Regions from separate parts of the Homo sapiens genome. Here region 1 is linked to region 2. A link is an interaction called in ENCODE POLR2A ChIA-PET data of the cell type or tissue named here. Cell type or tissue: HepG2. All regions are shown on one strand. Each heading gives the region's core, and the rest is flanking DNA. Links, peaks and the distances in the headings are about the cores only.

What was found. Peaks named below come from ENCODE experiments on the same cell type or tissue, not always from the same donor. Only the 100,000 strongest peaks of a DNase experiment are listed, where the experiment ranks them.
Region 1: POLR2A ChIA-PET joins it to region 2 with 11 read pairs; 4 of 35 experiments call an interaction of 5 or more read pairs at or near these places.

Annotation. Positions count from the first base shown.
Region 1 is chr18:3,143,928-3,152,095 of GRCh38, forward strand. It overlaps MYOM1 (myomesin 1), which reads right to left. Exons shown (of 38, transcript NM_003803.4): 12 at 7,767-7,966; 13 at 5,218-5,274. Among named protein-coding and RNA genes, the nearest start is that of MYOM1, 72 kb to the right of the region's middle. In HepG2, for the core only: no CTCF peak of the experiment used is centred there; no DNase peak of the experiment used is centred there.
Region 2 is chr18:2,973,746-2,981,913 of GRCh38, forward strand. The region is part of intron 1 of LPIN2 (lipin 2); the gene reads right to left. LOC124904236 (a long non-coding RNA gene) reads left to right here and starts at 4,610. Exons shown (of 2, transcript XR_007066268.1): 1 at 4,610-5,225. RefSeq lists an enhancer at 1,118-1,619. In HepG2, for the core only: no CTCF peak of the experiment used is centred there; no DNase peak of the experiment used is centred there.

The DNA of each region.
Region 1 (8,168 bases), core at 3,845-6,344, 170 kb after region 2:
CAGGCACGGTGGCTCACACCTGTAATCCCAGCACTTTGGGAGGCCGAGGAGGGTGGATCACAAGGTCAGGAGATCAAGACCATCCTGACTAACACAGTGAAACCCCATCTCTACTAAAAATACAAAAAATTAGCCGGGCATTGTGGCGGGCATCTGTAGTCCCAGCTACTCAGGAGCCTGAGGCAGGAGAATGGCATGAACCTGGGAGGCGGAGCTTGCAGTGAGCCGAGACTGCAGCACTACACTCCAGACTGGGCGACAGAGCAAGACTCCATCTCAAAAAACAAACAAAAAAAGGCACTGTTGTAAATTCTTACACTACATGTGAAGTAATATAATATTACTGGAAGGTAGACTGTGAAAAGATGTATATTATAAATTCTAAACTACTAAAAAGCAAAATAAAAAATCATAGCCAACAAGAGAATACAGATAAAATGGAATAATAAAAAATACTCAATCCAAAAAAAGTAGAAAAAGAGAAAAAATGAAACAAATAAATGGAATAGATGGAAACCAAATAGCAAGATGATTGATTTAAATCCAACCATATCAACGATCAGATGAAATGTAAATGGTTAAAACACCCCAATTAAAAGGCAAAGATTACCAATTTAGATTTTTAAAAAGCAAGACCCAAATATATGCTGCCTATGAGAAACACATTGTATTAATATAAAGGCACACATAGGCTAAGTGTAAAAGGATGGAAATAATATACCATGCTAACACTAATCAAAAGAAAGCTGGAATAGCTATATTAAAAGTAGATTTCCAAGCAAAAAAACATTACCATGGGTAAAAGAAGTCATGTTATAACAATAAAGTGGTCAATTCATAAGAGGATATAATAATAAAAATGTTAATACATCTAATAACATCCCAAAATACATGAAGAAACTGGTAGAACTGCAAGAAGAAATAGATAAATGCACCATTTGGTTGGCTATTTCATCACTACTCTCTCAATAATTGATAGAACATGTAGATATTAGCAATAGTAAATAATTATGGATCTAAAAGACTTGAGCAATGCTATCAACTAACTTGACCTAATTAATATTTATAAAACTCAACAATAGCAGAATACTATGCTTTTTGGCTGGGTGTGTGGCTAACGCCTGTAATCCCAGCACTTTGGGAGGCTGAGGCAGGCAGGTAACCTGAGGTCAGGAGTTCGAGACCAGCCTGGCCAACATGGTGAAACCCCATCTCTACTAAAAATACAAAAATTAGCCTGGCATGGTGGTATGTGCCTATAATCCCAGCTACTCATGGGGGCTGAAGCAGGAGAATCACTTGAACCTGGGAGACGGAGGTTGCAGTGAGCCAACATTGAGCTGCTGCACTCCAGCCTGGGAAACAGAGTGAGACTCCATCTCAAAAAAAAAAAAAAATACAATGCTTTTCAAGCGCACACTAAATATTCACCAAGATAGATCTTTTTCTGGACCATAAAACAAGTTCAAGAAAATCTACAAGGATTCAAATAACACAAAATATGTTCTATTTAATTTTCATAATAGAATTAAATTAAAAACAAATAAGAGAAATATACTTGGGAAATCTGCAAATATTTAGTAACTAAATAACATACTCCAAATAATCCATGTATCAAAGAAGGTATCAAAAAATTGGAAAGTATTTTGCACAAAATAAAAATGAAAACACAACAGATCAAAATGTGTGAAATACAGCTAAAGGAGTACTTAGAAAAAAATATTTAGCACTAAATGCATGCGTTATAAAAGAATACTTCAAATTAAGGACCTCAGCTTCTACCTTAAGAAACAAGAAAAAAACCCAGCAAATTAAACTCAAATAAGCAGAAAAAAGGAAATAATAAAGATAAGAACAGAAATAAATAAAACTGGAAACAGAAGAAAAATATAGAAAATCAATGAAACCAAAAGCTGTTTCTTTGGGAACATCAATAAAGTTGATAAACTTCTAGTCAGGTCAGGACAAAGGAAGTAAAACACGAATATTAGGAATGAGAGAGGTGACACCACTACAGATTCTGCAGGTATTAAAAGGATAATAAGAAAATATGAACAACTTTATGAATGAAAAAGTTTCTTGAAAGATGAAAACTATTAAATTTTACTCAAGAAAAAGTAAATAACCTGAATAGTCCTAAATTTATTTTAAAAATTGAATTTGCAGTATAAAAGCTTCCCACAACAAAACAAAACAAACAAACCAAAAAACAAACCTCCAGGCCTAGATGGCTCTGCTGGTAAATTATACTGAATGTTTAATTAAAAAAAATAATAAAAGTTAACACAAGCTCTTTCAAAAAATTAAAATAATGGTAATACTTTCCACTCAGTACCCCAATACCAAAACCAAACCAAGACTTTACTGGGAAAAACCACAGACCAATATCTTTTATGAATATAGACACAAAAATTCCTTTAAAAATTTTTAGCAAATAAACTCCAGCAATGTATAAAAAGGATAACACAGCATAACATAGTGACATTCAACCCAGGACTGTGAGGTTTAGTTTGCGTTATTTATTTTATTTCGGTTTAATAATCTAAAATTAATCAATGTAATTCAACATGTTAATGGAAAAATAAAAATCATACGATCGTCTCAATAGATACAGGAAAAGCATTTGACAAAATCCAACACTTTTTCCTAATATAAACTCTCAGAAAACCAGGAGTAGAAGAAATTTTCCTCAACTTGATAAAGGATAGCTATACAAAACCTACACTTAATGTTAGACTTAATGGTGAAAGACTGAATGCTTTCCCCCTGACATCAGGAAAAGGCAAAGATGACCAGTCTACCACTTCTATTCAACATTGTACTAAAGGTTCTAGATGGAGCAATAAGGAAAGAAAAAGAAATAAAAGGTATCCAGATTGAAAAGGAAGAAGTTAATTTATCTTTACTTATAGATGGCATAATCCTGTAATAGAAAATCCATAATAAATTTCATAAAAAACCCTAATGTTTGTGAGAATTAATAAATTAGTTCAGCAAGGATGCAGGACACAAAATCAATATACAAAAATCAATTGTGTTTCTTTATACTAGCATAAAAACAAATTAAAATAAAAAACAATACCATTTACAGCATCATCAGAAATATTATATATAAATATTATATATTATATATAAATATATATCTTATATATAAATATTATACATTATAGATAAATATATATATTTATATATAAATATTATATATTATAGATAAATATATATATTATATAGAAATATATATATATAAAAAGTCAGATACTCTAACTTTTTGTCAGAGTTTGTGCAAAAACAGAAAGGCAGTAAAGAAGGTAACTTATTTTCAATTCAAACAAATCTTATTTTGATTGGAATTGATAAAAGAGGAGCAAACGAATGTATGAGATTATATCTATAAAAATGTGCAGGACCTGCTCACTAAAACTACTACTAAGGTGAGAGAAATGAAAACAAAGCTAAATGAATGGAGATACAGGCTATGTTCATAAATCAAAGGACTCAATGCTGTTCGGCTGAAATCCCAGCATGTTTTTTGTAGAAGTTGATAAGCTGATTTTAAAATTTTTATAGAAATGTAAAGACAGAATAGCTGAAACAACTTTGGGGGGGAAAAACCCAACACAAGATTAGAAGACTTATACTGATTTGAAGATGCTAAAATTTATATATGAAAAAATGAAGCTCAGAAAAGCTATAGTAATAAAGACAGTATGGTATTGATGGAAGGGGAAAAAAATTGACCAATAGAGATTCCAGAAATTGATCCACACATATGTAATCAATTGAATTTGACAATGGTGCCAATACAAATTCGTTGGGTAAAGAACAATCTTTTCAATAGATATTGCTGAAATAATTTAATAGCCATATGCAAGTATGAACGATAGTAATAATTGAGGCCCTTACTTCTTGTAATGTAGAAAAAATTAATTTTAAATGCATCACAGAGTGAAAAGTAAAAACTAATGCTATAACATTTCCAGGGGGAAAAAAACAGGAAAAATACCTGGATTTGACAAAGATGCCCAATGTCACAAAAACTGGCAAATAAACACATGAAAAGATGCTCGACATTATGAGTAAAATGCAAATCAAAGCCACAAAGAAATACCACTATGAACCCACTAGAATGGCTAAAATTGAAAAGACTGGCCACACTAAGTGCTAGTGACAATGCGGGAGCAAGTGGAACTCTCACGTAGGGCTGGAGGGGAAGGGAACGTGGTACAATCATTTCAGAAAACAGCTGGCAGTTCCTTTAAAAATTAAGCATACACCTACCACAGAACACATCCATTCAACTCCTAGGTATTTACACAAGACATAAATGAAAGCATATGTCCACAGAAACAGTTAAGAATGTTCATAGAAGCTTTCAACAGTGAATGGATAAATACTTTGGAACGAATTGATACACACACCAACGTAGATAAGTCTCAAAATAATTATGCTGAGTAAAGAAAAACAGACAAAAATGAACATGATTCAACTGATCTACAATTGTGGACAATGTAAACTACAGTGGCAGAAAGCAGATCAGTGATGGCTGGAGATGGGGAAACATGAAAAGGAGGAATTACGAATGGGCAGGGGAAATTTAGGGGTGACAAATACGTTCATTATTTTGAAAATGGTGATGGTGGCCGGGCGCGGTGGCTCACGTCTGTCATCCCAGCACTTTGGGAGGCCGAGACGGGCGGATCACGAGGTCAGGAGATCGAGACCATCCTGGCTAACACGGTGAAATCCCGTCTCTACTAAAAATACAAAAATTAGCCAGGCGTAGTGGCGGGCGCCTGTAGTCCCAGCTGCTCGGGAGGCTGAGGCAGGAGAATGGCGTGAACCCGGGAGGCGGAGCTTGTAGTGAGCCGAGATCGCACCATTGCACTCCACCCTGGGCGACAGAGCGAGACTCCATCCAAAAAAAAAAAAAAAAAAAAAAAAAAAAGAAAATGGTGATGGTTTCATGGGTATATACATGTGTAAAATTTATCAAATTGTACATGTTACATATTTGCAGTATACCGTATGACAATTACACCTCAAGAAAGCTTTAAAAATAAAATGGGATTCTCTGACATAAGTTATTTACAATCTCCAGATATTTTAGAATGTTCTTACCAAAACATCTTAAGCAATACACACTGCACCCTCCACAACAAAAGGCAAACTGCTTAGCAAAACATCAGCAATAGTATCTGGGGCAACCAGACTTCTTACCTGAAGGTTCCTCTTCAGTAACAATGATCTGTCCAGTCCAGGGTGCTGAGGGGCGACCTGAATAAAGACAAATATAAGAATCACAAACGTTTACAAGTGTGCAATTTATCAGCTGCACTGATGAATTGGGAAAGTGGCCAGATTAGTCACAACTGGGTTTGTTACTAATAGACTTATGTGTTTTCCCATGAATGGTATCAATCATGTAGAGGGCACTGTGGGAAGCACAGCCCCGGTCCTCAAGGGACTCATAATCTGCTGGAGCCTAGAATCTGCCTGGACTGGCTGAGTAGATGTTTCTGGAACTGTACTTGCACAAGCTAGGTAAGTAACCTGTGTTCATGTAACTGTTCAATATGAATCTCCTGGAACAGGTAGGCTTGCTCATCCCCTCTGAAGGATAGCATGCGTTTGGGAGAAACATTTCCAGAACAATTGTAAGCCCAGTAGTTATTTATTGTCATAATAAGATGAAAGAGGAGAGGGGGTGCCGATCCTGCGGTAAAGCTCAGCAAAGCAAATTTTTCCCATTATATTTTGAAAAATATTATCTCCAAAGGAAATCAGTTGAGATCCTGAGCAAGGAAAATGAATGATACGGGTACAAAGTTAAAGAGGAAATTCACTTGTATGATCCCATAAACATCAGAAAGACAGAGTAGTTCTACTCTTGCATTAACCAGGGGACTTTTTGTCAGGGTTTGTGAAAAACAGAAAGGCAGTAAAGAAGGTAACTTATTTTTAGTTCAAACAAATCTTATTTTGATTGGAATTGATAAAAGAGGAGCAAACGAAAGTATGAGATGGAATTTGCAAGTTTAGAAAGGAGGGCAGGAAGTTGGAGGGTTGGTGAAGAGTGACTGAAGAGCAATCAAGGAGCCTGATGAGACACGGTTGCCGGGGAAATGGTAACATTATTATTATTATTATTTTCAGATGGAGTCTCGCTCTGTCGCCTAGGCTGGAGTGCAGTGGCGCGATCTCAGCTCACTGCAACCTCCGCCTCCCGGGTTCAAATGATTCTCCTGCCTCAGCCTCCCGAGTAGCTGGGATTACAGGCGCCCGCCACCACGCCTGGCTAATTTTTTGTAATTTTTAGTAGAGACGGGGTTTCGCCATGTTGGCCCGGCTGGTCACGAACTCCTGACCTCAGGTGATCCACCCGCCTCGACCTCCCAGAGTGCTGGGATTACAGGTGTGAGCCACCATGCCCAGCCAGTGACATTATTTTATTTAGACTTTTACGATGCCACTACACGTACTGAAGGTAAAGAATAACATTGTGAATGTAGCACAGACCAGCAGTCCTCTACAAAGGTGGTTTTGCCCTTTAGGTGACATTTGGTAGTGTCTCCATGACACTGCTGGCATCTAGTGGGTAGAGACAAGGGATGTTGCTCAGCCTCCTGCAATGAACAGAACACCCCTAGCCACCTCCCACAACAACAAAGAATTACTGGCCTAAAGTGCCAGTAGGGCCAAGGTTGAGAAGCCTGGCATAAGCCTGAAATGTTACTATCCAACTCTTCTCATAATGTCATTTTACGTTCCCTATTGTTGGAGATGCCATATGGGTTTCCATGAAACAAATACAAGGCATGATTACAGGGCATGATTCATGTACCATGGTTTTGACATTAAGACTTGGAGACTACATATATTAAAAGATTATTATTATTGTTATTATTGAGACAGGGTCTTGCTCTGTTGCCCAGGCTAGAGTGCAATGGTGTAATCACAGCTCACTGCAGCCTTGACCTCCTGGGCTCTAGCGATCCTCCCACCTCAGCCTCCTGAGTAGCTGGGACTTACAGCTGTGTGCTACCATGCCTGGCTTTTTTTTTTTTTTTTTTTTTCATTTTTTTCATTTTTTTTTTTTAAAAGATGGGGTCTCTCTATGTTGCCCAGGTTGGTCTCAGAACTCCTAGGCTCAAGCCATCCTCCCACCTTAGCCTCTCCAAGTGCTGGGATTACAGGTGTGAGCCACCACGCCAGGCCTGAAAAAATGATTTTTGACAGTCTAATATGAGAACTCAGACATAGATTAGATATAACGTTGTCTATCTGTTTTTCCTTTGATATAGAGAGACGCACTGTGCTGAGATATTAATGCTCTAAGGGTGGACTCCAAGGTAAAGAAATAGACCTTGAGCCAGAAAGAAAATTATTTTTATTATTTTTGGAATGTATAATAACAGGAATAAAAATGCTCTCCAGCCTCTTTGCTTTTATACTTCATTCCACACACAATGCCTGGAACTCAGTTTAACAACATAAATGTTTCTGAATAAAATAAAATAAAATATAAAATAATAAAATAAAATAAAATAAATAAAATAAAATAAAATAAAATAAAATAAAACCCTTAAGAGAATGGCTAAGGCAATGTTTGCGAAGGATTCTCCCCCTCGGATTTTCTGATGAAAAAAGGATTTCTTGTTCTTGTCTCCCTCTAGTGGAAGGGAGAGAAACAACCTTGCAATGAAGCTGATTCTTGCAGTCATTTTAAAAAGGTTTAGGGAAGGTCCTGAAAAATGAAAAGTGCTTACTTTTAAGTCTAGCTTTCTCAGCCGGATCCAGAGCAGCCACGGGCTCGGAAACTCGAGATGGGAAACCTATTCCCATTTTATTCACAGCTCGAACTCGGAAGATATAGGAACGACCTTCGATCAATCCAGTGACAGGAAAACGAGCAAACTTCACAGGTGTGTCATTGCACTGCGACCAGCTATCTGTGCCCACCTCACACCTAAAGGAATGAGCGTGATTGACAAAAATATTAAAAGAAGTATGGCTTAATGAATATCTCCAGAGCTGCAGAATCACCCAGTTGTTTCAGATCTTCTCCCTATAAAATATCCAAGTCAGGCGTGGCTCGCTACCTGGTGAACTGCATGCAGGCACTCCGTTTCACTCAAATGCACTGTGTCTTCTTTACCAAGAGGAAAGAA
Region 2 (8,168 bases), core at 2,294-4,793:
AAAATTCATTTATGTTTCATATACACCTTAAACACATAGGCTGAAGGTAATTATAGAAAATATTTTCAATTAATTTTGCACACGAAACAAAGCTTTAACTGCATCTTGGCTGGGACCTATCACCAGGGCAAGTGTGGAATTTTCCACTTGTGGCATCAGAGAGTTTTGGATTTTAGAGCATTTTGGATTTCAGATTTTTGGATTAGGGATGCTCATTCTGTACTATAAACATTTGTGTACAGGCATTTGTGTGAACATAATTTCATTTTATTTGGATATTTTAAAACGGGATTGCTAAGATATCTTTTTACAAAGTTGATTTTACTGGTATTGTTTAGTTGTTGTTGTTGTTTTGTTTTGTTTTTTTGAGATGCAGTCTTGCTCTGTGGCCCAGGCTGGAGTGCAGTGGTGCAATCTGCCTCCCAGGTTCACACCATTCTCCTTCCTCAGCCTCCTCAGTAGCTGGGATTACGGGCGCCTGCCACCACGCCCAGCTAATTTTTTTGTATTTTTTAGTAGAGATGGGGTTTCACCGTGTTAGCCAGGATGGTCTCGATCTCCTGACCTCGCGATCCGCCCGCCTCAGACTCCCAAAGTGCTGGGATTAACAGGCGTGAGCCACCGCGCCTGGGCTTCTACTGGTATTGTTTTTAAGGAATCTTCAGTGTCCTTGGGGGAGCCTGTTATTAGAGAAATCCTTCCTTTGTAAAATAACGTAACTGTTTTTTAAGTTTGGATTTTCACATGTGGGATTTGCTTAAAATGTAAATTCACCTCTATACTGGTGAAAATTCAAATTCATTTTCTCATGGTCTTAACTTTTTAAACATTGTATATCCTCAACAAATTACATAAGCTGTAATTCAGATGTTTTACTCATTATTCTTCCTAATGTTAGTTACAGGGAGATGATGGGGGAAAAAGTGGAGAGGGCACTAACTTACCCCTTCCAATTGCCATTTTAGGCTGCGTGCGTTGGCTCACACTTGTAATCCCAGCACTCTGGGAGGCCAAGGCAGAAGAATTAGTTGAGCCCAGAAGGTGGAGAGCAGCCTGGGCAATGTAAGGAGACTCCATCTCTACAGAGAATTTTTTTAAAAAGTAGTTGGGTGTGGTGGCGCATGCCTGTAGTCCCAGCTACTCCGGAGGCTGAGGTGGGAGGGAATGCCTGAGCCAGGGTAGTGAAGGCTGTAGTGTGAGCCATGTTTGTGCCACTGCACTCCAGCCTAGGCAACAGAGCAAGATCCTGACTCAAACAAACAAACAAAAATTGTTTAAACCCCAAATGCCATTTTACGTACCTCATCTGATTTAATCCTCACAACTAGGTGAGGTAAATGTTATATTCATTGTACTAATAAGAAAACTGAGGCCCAGAGAAGCAACTTATCTATAGTCTAGCAGTTACCCAGAGACATGACCAGACAAAAGCCCTGGTATGTCCATCTTAAATACCCATTCTTGTTTCACTGAAACCTAAAACAGCTCCTAAAAATTTATGGAATTTTCAGGCTATGTGTGGGTAGGAATTTCATAAAGGCTTTTAGAAGGCTATGATGATTCTTCCATATGCTACCATACATGAAAAATCTTAAGCCTTTTTTTTGAGATGGAGTTTTACTCTTGCTGCCCAGGCTGGAGTGCAATGGTGCAATCTCAGCTCACTGCAACTTCTGCCTCCCGGGTTCAAGTGATTCTCCTGCCTCAGCCTCTCGAGTAGCCGGGACTACAGGCGCGTGCCACCATGCCCAGCTAATTTTGTATTTTTAGTAGCGACGGGGTTTCTCCATGTTGGTCAAGCTGGTCTCGAACTCCTCACCTCAGGTGATCCACCCACCTCTGCCTCCCAAAGTGCTGGGATTCCACGCCTAGCCAAGCCTTTTATTATGAGTAGTCTTACAGATACGATTACGTTATGAACATAAAAGTGTGTTTTAAGGGGTATGTCCTTATCCTAAACCTTCTAAAAGAATTGTGTAGTAAACCTATTTTGGTGGCGACTATTGATAACCATAAGCAACTCTAAAATAAGCCAGGAAATCTGATTATTTGGCTTAATTCCACATACAAAAGGCACACAATTTCAGCAGGTTGCTATAGAAGCCATGTGCAGTATTTTCAGGGTTGACTATCACTGACATTGGTGGGATACAATTTTTTTGAATTTTATCCAAAATTCAAACACTCCAACTTTGAAACACTCCAACTCTATCGGAAGTTTTTTCTATTTACACACTGACCTAGAAGTCAGGAATTTGTACGATTCTTCCACTATCCAAATTACAGCCCCAGACTGGAAACAAAGTAATATATTACTATAGGTTCTATGTCTAGGGAAGGACATGTTAAACTTTGCTCATCCCCCTTATTTCCCATCTCATCCTCTCTCACCCATTAAAGAACTTTAGTTAATATCACAGTTAACATTAACACAATTAGGGAAGTTTAAAATGTCAAGTAATTACGTGTCCTAATTGTGTTAATGCCCTGGGGTGAAGGTCTCTCAACCTGTACCATATTGTATCCTAGTAAATGAGGGTAAGAACCAGCCAGATGGACTACCATTGCAACTCCTGTAGCTAAGGTGGCAGCTACTAAATTAACAAGCACATGCAGGCCCAAAGTTCACAGTCAGTACTCTCAGTAACTGGGGTTGAAGGGTTTCTTATCAAGAAGTCTGATAGAGCACCTGCTTTAGAAAGCAAGCTACACGTGGAAAAAAGAATGTAGGCTGCCTTATCAAAAAGAAGATAACTCAAGGACTAAAATAAATTTGGTTTTAGTGGAATCGTAAGCCTGTCATTTGTCTGCGTGGATTGTTTACATGTTTTTTAAAATGTTTAACAGCTTCCCTGGGCATTCAACCCACTAAACATTTCCTGAGGTGTGCTCAATTTCTCTGACAAATGTTTATAAGCATACTGGCCATGAAACTGTACCACTTCCCACGCAAAACAGGGGACTTACTTTACTAATGAGAGCTAGCTAGGAGTGACATAAAAATTCTTTTTAGTATAAGAAGAAATGATGATTAACCCAGTTATGGAAAATGATACTTCACCATGGAACAGACTGTTCATTAACAAAGAGTACTTAACTAAGCCGTAAGAGCCTTTGGATCCACAGATATACATCCAAAAGTCATCGTTCCCCAAGACTAATTAATCACAAACAGCTGGGGCTGGGTGTGGTGGCTCATGTCTGTATTCCCAGCACTTTGGGAGGCCAAGGTGGGCAGATCACTTGAGCCCAGGAGTTCAAGACCAGCCTGGGCAACATGGAGAAACACAGTCTCCACAAAAAAATACAAAAATTAGCCAGGTGTGGTGGCACGTACCTGAGGTCCTAGCTCCTTAGAAGGCTGAGGCGAAAGGACTGCTTGAGCCTGGGAGGCAGAGGTTGCCTCCTACACTGCACTCCAGACTGGGTGGCAGTGAGACCTTGTCAAAAAAAAAAAAAAAATCATAAACACCTGGGAAAGCTTCTAAAAATAAAACTTCCTAGAGAGGAAGCTAAAATGAACCCTGTGGTGCTGGACTGGAATTGGAGGTCTCGGTATGAACCCATGGTTTTAAAGTACATACACAGGTAACTAGATGCACAAGCACTGATGTGTTTATACCTGAGCTAGAAAACACACTCAAATATCCTAACTCTCTGTTAAGAGGACCTAGAATCAAGGATACTCTCAAAACAATGTGCATATCTATGGCTCAGATCTTGCTTTCTGAATATCATTCTCCAATAAAAGGAACCAGGGTTCCTTGGAAAAGTGGTTGATTCATTCCATGGCTGTGGGCAGGAAAATACAAGATAATGCTGGAGCATCTCGTGGAGTCAGAGACTGGGAAATGCTCAAAATCAAAAGAGCAAACGTATGTCAGAGAAAAAACAGGAGTATACTCCCAAGAGCTAAACACAGGACAATCTGAGCAACAAAACAGGATTACTAGATTACAATTAGCTGAATAAAATATTCTTGAGTCCTCACTGATAGAATAAATTAATATATAAGTGAGAAATGACAGCTCTTACAGATGAATTATAATTAATGAAGAAAAAATGAAGAAACTAGAAACTCACTATTGGAATATATCACAGTATTATTTATGGAAGGCAAGATCCATCAATGGATGTTAAAAACAGAAGACAAAGTTTGAGGAGAGGCCGGGCTCGGTGGTTTACACCTGTAATCCCAGCACTTTGGGAGGCCAAGGAAGGTGGATCACCTGAGGTCAAGAGTTCAAGACCAGCCTGATCAACATGATGAAACCATCTCTACTAAAAACACAAAAAGAAGCCGGGAGTGGTGGCACCTGTAGTCCCAGCTACTCAGGAGGCTGAGGCAGGAGAACTGCTTGAAGTCAGGAGGCGGAGGCTGAAGTGAGCCAAGACTGCGCCACTGCACTCCAGCCTGGGCGACAGAGCAAGACTCTGTCTTTTAAAAAATAAAAAATAAAAAAAAAAGTTGAAGGAGAAACAAGATAAACAAGATGTCTGGATATTCTCAAAGTATTTTCCCCAAGATACACATTCATTACAAAAGGAAAAAATTTTAACTCTATAGTAGAGAAACCTGGAAGACACCACCATAATCAAGTGATCGGGAAAACTTAAGACACACTGACCTCAGGGACTCCTGGTATGACTCACTGAAAAGGACTTTTGAGGTATTTTGACCAAAAACACACAACCTCAATCTAATTATGAGACAACATCAGACAAACCGAAGTAGAGACAAATTCAACAAAATATCTGACCAGTGCTCATCAAAACATCAAGGTCATGAGAAGCAAAGACTAAAGAACTGTCACGATTGGAAGAGACTAAGGAGACAGGACAATTCAAGGTAAGGTTGGGCTCTGGAACAGAAAAAGGACATTAGTAAGAAGAATCTGAATAAAGTCTGTAGTTTCATTTTCAAAACAAAACAAAACAGTTATTCTTGGCCTCCACTACTGCCTTCAATTCTGCTTCAGTCTGTCTGGGAAATCTGTATTTTCTTTTGAAAGCTCCACAGGGATTCACTCAGTGATGAGTCAGATGTGGGCATCATCGTCCTTGGGGCTCACTTCTCACCCCCGGTGCACGTTGCAGTCACTGAGGTGCTTGGGGAATCCTCATGATCAGGCCACCCCATCTGCAGATTCTACTGCAAGTACTTTTGAAAGCCTCCAAATGATCCCAGAATGTAGCACATCTCAAGCTGTGCCTCAGGACCACAGGTAGGTGGAATGACTCCCAAACCCTCTTGTTTTCTTGACAGTGAACAGAGCTGAAGAAGGGTGGTGTAGTAGTTCCTGTTCCTTTCCTGCCTCACTTCCTGGCCTCAAGTGATCTACCTGCCTGGGCCTCCCAAAGTGCAGGATTACAGGTGTGAGCCACCATGCCCAACTGAGATTTTTATTTAGATCCTTTCAGAGTTGTGTCCATCTCCTCTAGGCCAGGCCAGCAGCCTCACTTTTTGGGACACCTAAAGGCACAGTGATGTAACTAAGGTGTGTTTTCCCAATGCACGAAGACTACACCTGGATCACATCTACAAAACAGGGCTCACCAGGCACTCTAACGCACTGAGTATGCTGAGTATGTAATCAGGACCAAGTATCCAGGCAAACTCAACATGGTAGCATTCATACAGCCATTTGCTGGATATCTGCCCAGCTGTGTTATTCATAAACCCAGAGCAGCAAAAAATTCCGACATATTAGTGGAGGCAAACAAAAAAAAATTGATTTACATGCATCTACTGGACTCAGTTGTAGTACAATAAATATTTGCTAAATGAAGACAATTTTGTTTCCTCTACATTAATAGGCTTAGCTATGCAATATACAGTGTGTGTGGAGGCAGTCTGTGTGCATGTATGTTTTAATTGTAAACTACTTCTAAATCCTTCCTTACTGAAAACAGATGGGGGCACAAATATAAAAATGAATAATAAATAATTTTCAAATAGCCGAAACATATTCATGTCCACAGTCCCAAAACTACTCCCCCCCAAATTCCTGAGTTCATCTGTGGCGAGCATGCTTTGAAAACAAAGACTTTCAGAGAATTTACTCCCCCAAACTGCCTAACCAGTAATCTTGTATGGTCCCTCAATATATCCTCTTAGCAGGCCTCAGAGTTTTCATTTCAGTGCACACTGTCACTTGGCTAGTGAGCCTACCAAAGCACACCTGTAGGTTTACTAGAATCCTCTTCCTCCAATGCAGCTACTTCTGCTGCGCTTAAGGAACCATCACCCATTCACAGCTCAGTGGCAAGAGCACAAACACTCCTAAAACTTAGGGGAGTTAGGAGGGAGGAAAGGTATCATTTTCAAGCCCAAAGTTACTAGCTATGGAGAGTGGGAGCTAAAACATGGCTTGAAAATGGAACTCAGAAAATGTTTGTCTCAAAAATTTTAGCGAAACTTGGCCCTTATCCAGAAAGAAAGAGGAAATTCTTGCATTAGCCCTTCTTCCCCCTTGTTCTAGGACTCAGAACTCTGGTTGAGTTCTCTGGCTAATTATGAGACAGGCATAGCAACATTATTTCTATGAGGAAATAAAATTCCACTCAATTAAATAATTACTTTTTTGAACACTGGCCATGCTAGACTGGAGGAACACAGTTAGTTTTAGACTTGTTCACCTCCAGTTGTTCTAGGAATCTGGGCAGCAATCAGTAATGACAACGTGTTATGGTTCCCCACCACCAACCTCAGCCCCACCCCAAATCCTGGGTGGACTAAGGTTTCCTAACTTAGCATGATGCACGCTGCCTCGTATCATGTGCCCCACCTACAGGGTGACTTGCCACCTCTGACCACTGTTTGTGTTATTAAATCTGGTTGAGCTTTTTGGCATCAACCAGAGGTGCCCATGTCCTTTGATAAATAGCTCACAGAGATGAGAATTGAGGGACACTGCCCTCAGGGCTTCCTGGAGTCCCCTGAAGCTGGTGAGGATGTGAAGACTCAAGATCAAGTCTCGCTTCCGCTGGAGAAGAGGTCTGGGCTCTGTGCCGGGGGTTCTCTCTAACAAGAATGGTCAGGTGACCTCTAGAGTCCCCCCCCAGCTCTAAACTGCAGAAAAGCTCCAATTCTATAAGCATTTCTGAGGATTACAAGTTTGGCTAAGAACTCCTGTAGTATATTCTGCCCTAAATGGGGTGAAAATATGGCCAGTAGATTATTCTGGGACTTCAGGTTATTTGAATATAAAATAATTTAGCTTTTTCCTTAGCAAATAAAGGTATTGTCTTCACTTGTTTCAAAAAATATGAAAACATGGTCTTTGAAATTTCCCAATTTCTAACAAAGCACAGAAATCTTCTCATGGTTTTCCAAATCATGATATGATACATTTATATTCCCAAATCACAAAACCATGAGGAAAGACTCTTTCAAAACTGAAACTGTCACCTTACAAAAGGGGTGCCCAGAAAGGATGTGATTTGTAAGGAGTGTTCAGGTCACAGAAGGCCTGGACCCTGAAAACCAGGGTTCTCCCTCTAACCACACACACCCAGGTTATAAAGTCAAACTCCTATATAATCATTACAGGCTACTAAGCAGATATCAGATCCTTATCCCAAACGTTAGCATTAAGAAAACTCATGCTTCTCATGGGACAGGGAGGTGACTCATTAGACTTCAATGTTCTAACGGCAACATAAAATGGGACCGTTAATAAAATGCAGCCTAAGCAAACACCTCTTGACCTCTTTCTGGAAAACACCAGCAGACACAAGTCTTAAGAACTTCCTGTGAGGGAGAGTTTATGTGTGTTAGTGCTACTTAATATATGAATGTTTAAAGTATTTCGTAAAAAGTCAGCAAGGTTCTCTATTCTCCCTTCTGACCTTTACAACAAATGTGAGTGAGCCAATATGTGTATACATTCTATAATATTACAATGTTGATTTCAAAAGCAAACTGCCTCCCCCGTGGTAGCACCTGACTCTTCCATTCATATTCAAACCACGTCTTTCCATTAGTTCCTGAGAACTCTGAGTAAGTACACTTTCACTAACAGATCCAAAAGCAAAAAGCAGAGTGTGATAACATTTTTAAAGATAATAAACATTTGTATAACCTTAAAACTAAAATCAAGTTATGAGCCACAGATTTTAGAAACTAATTTTTGTCTCACTGATTTTATGCTTGTTTTCATAAAAAT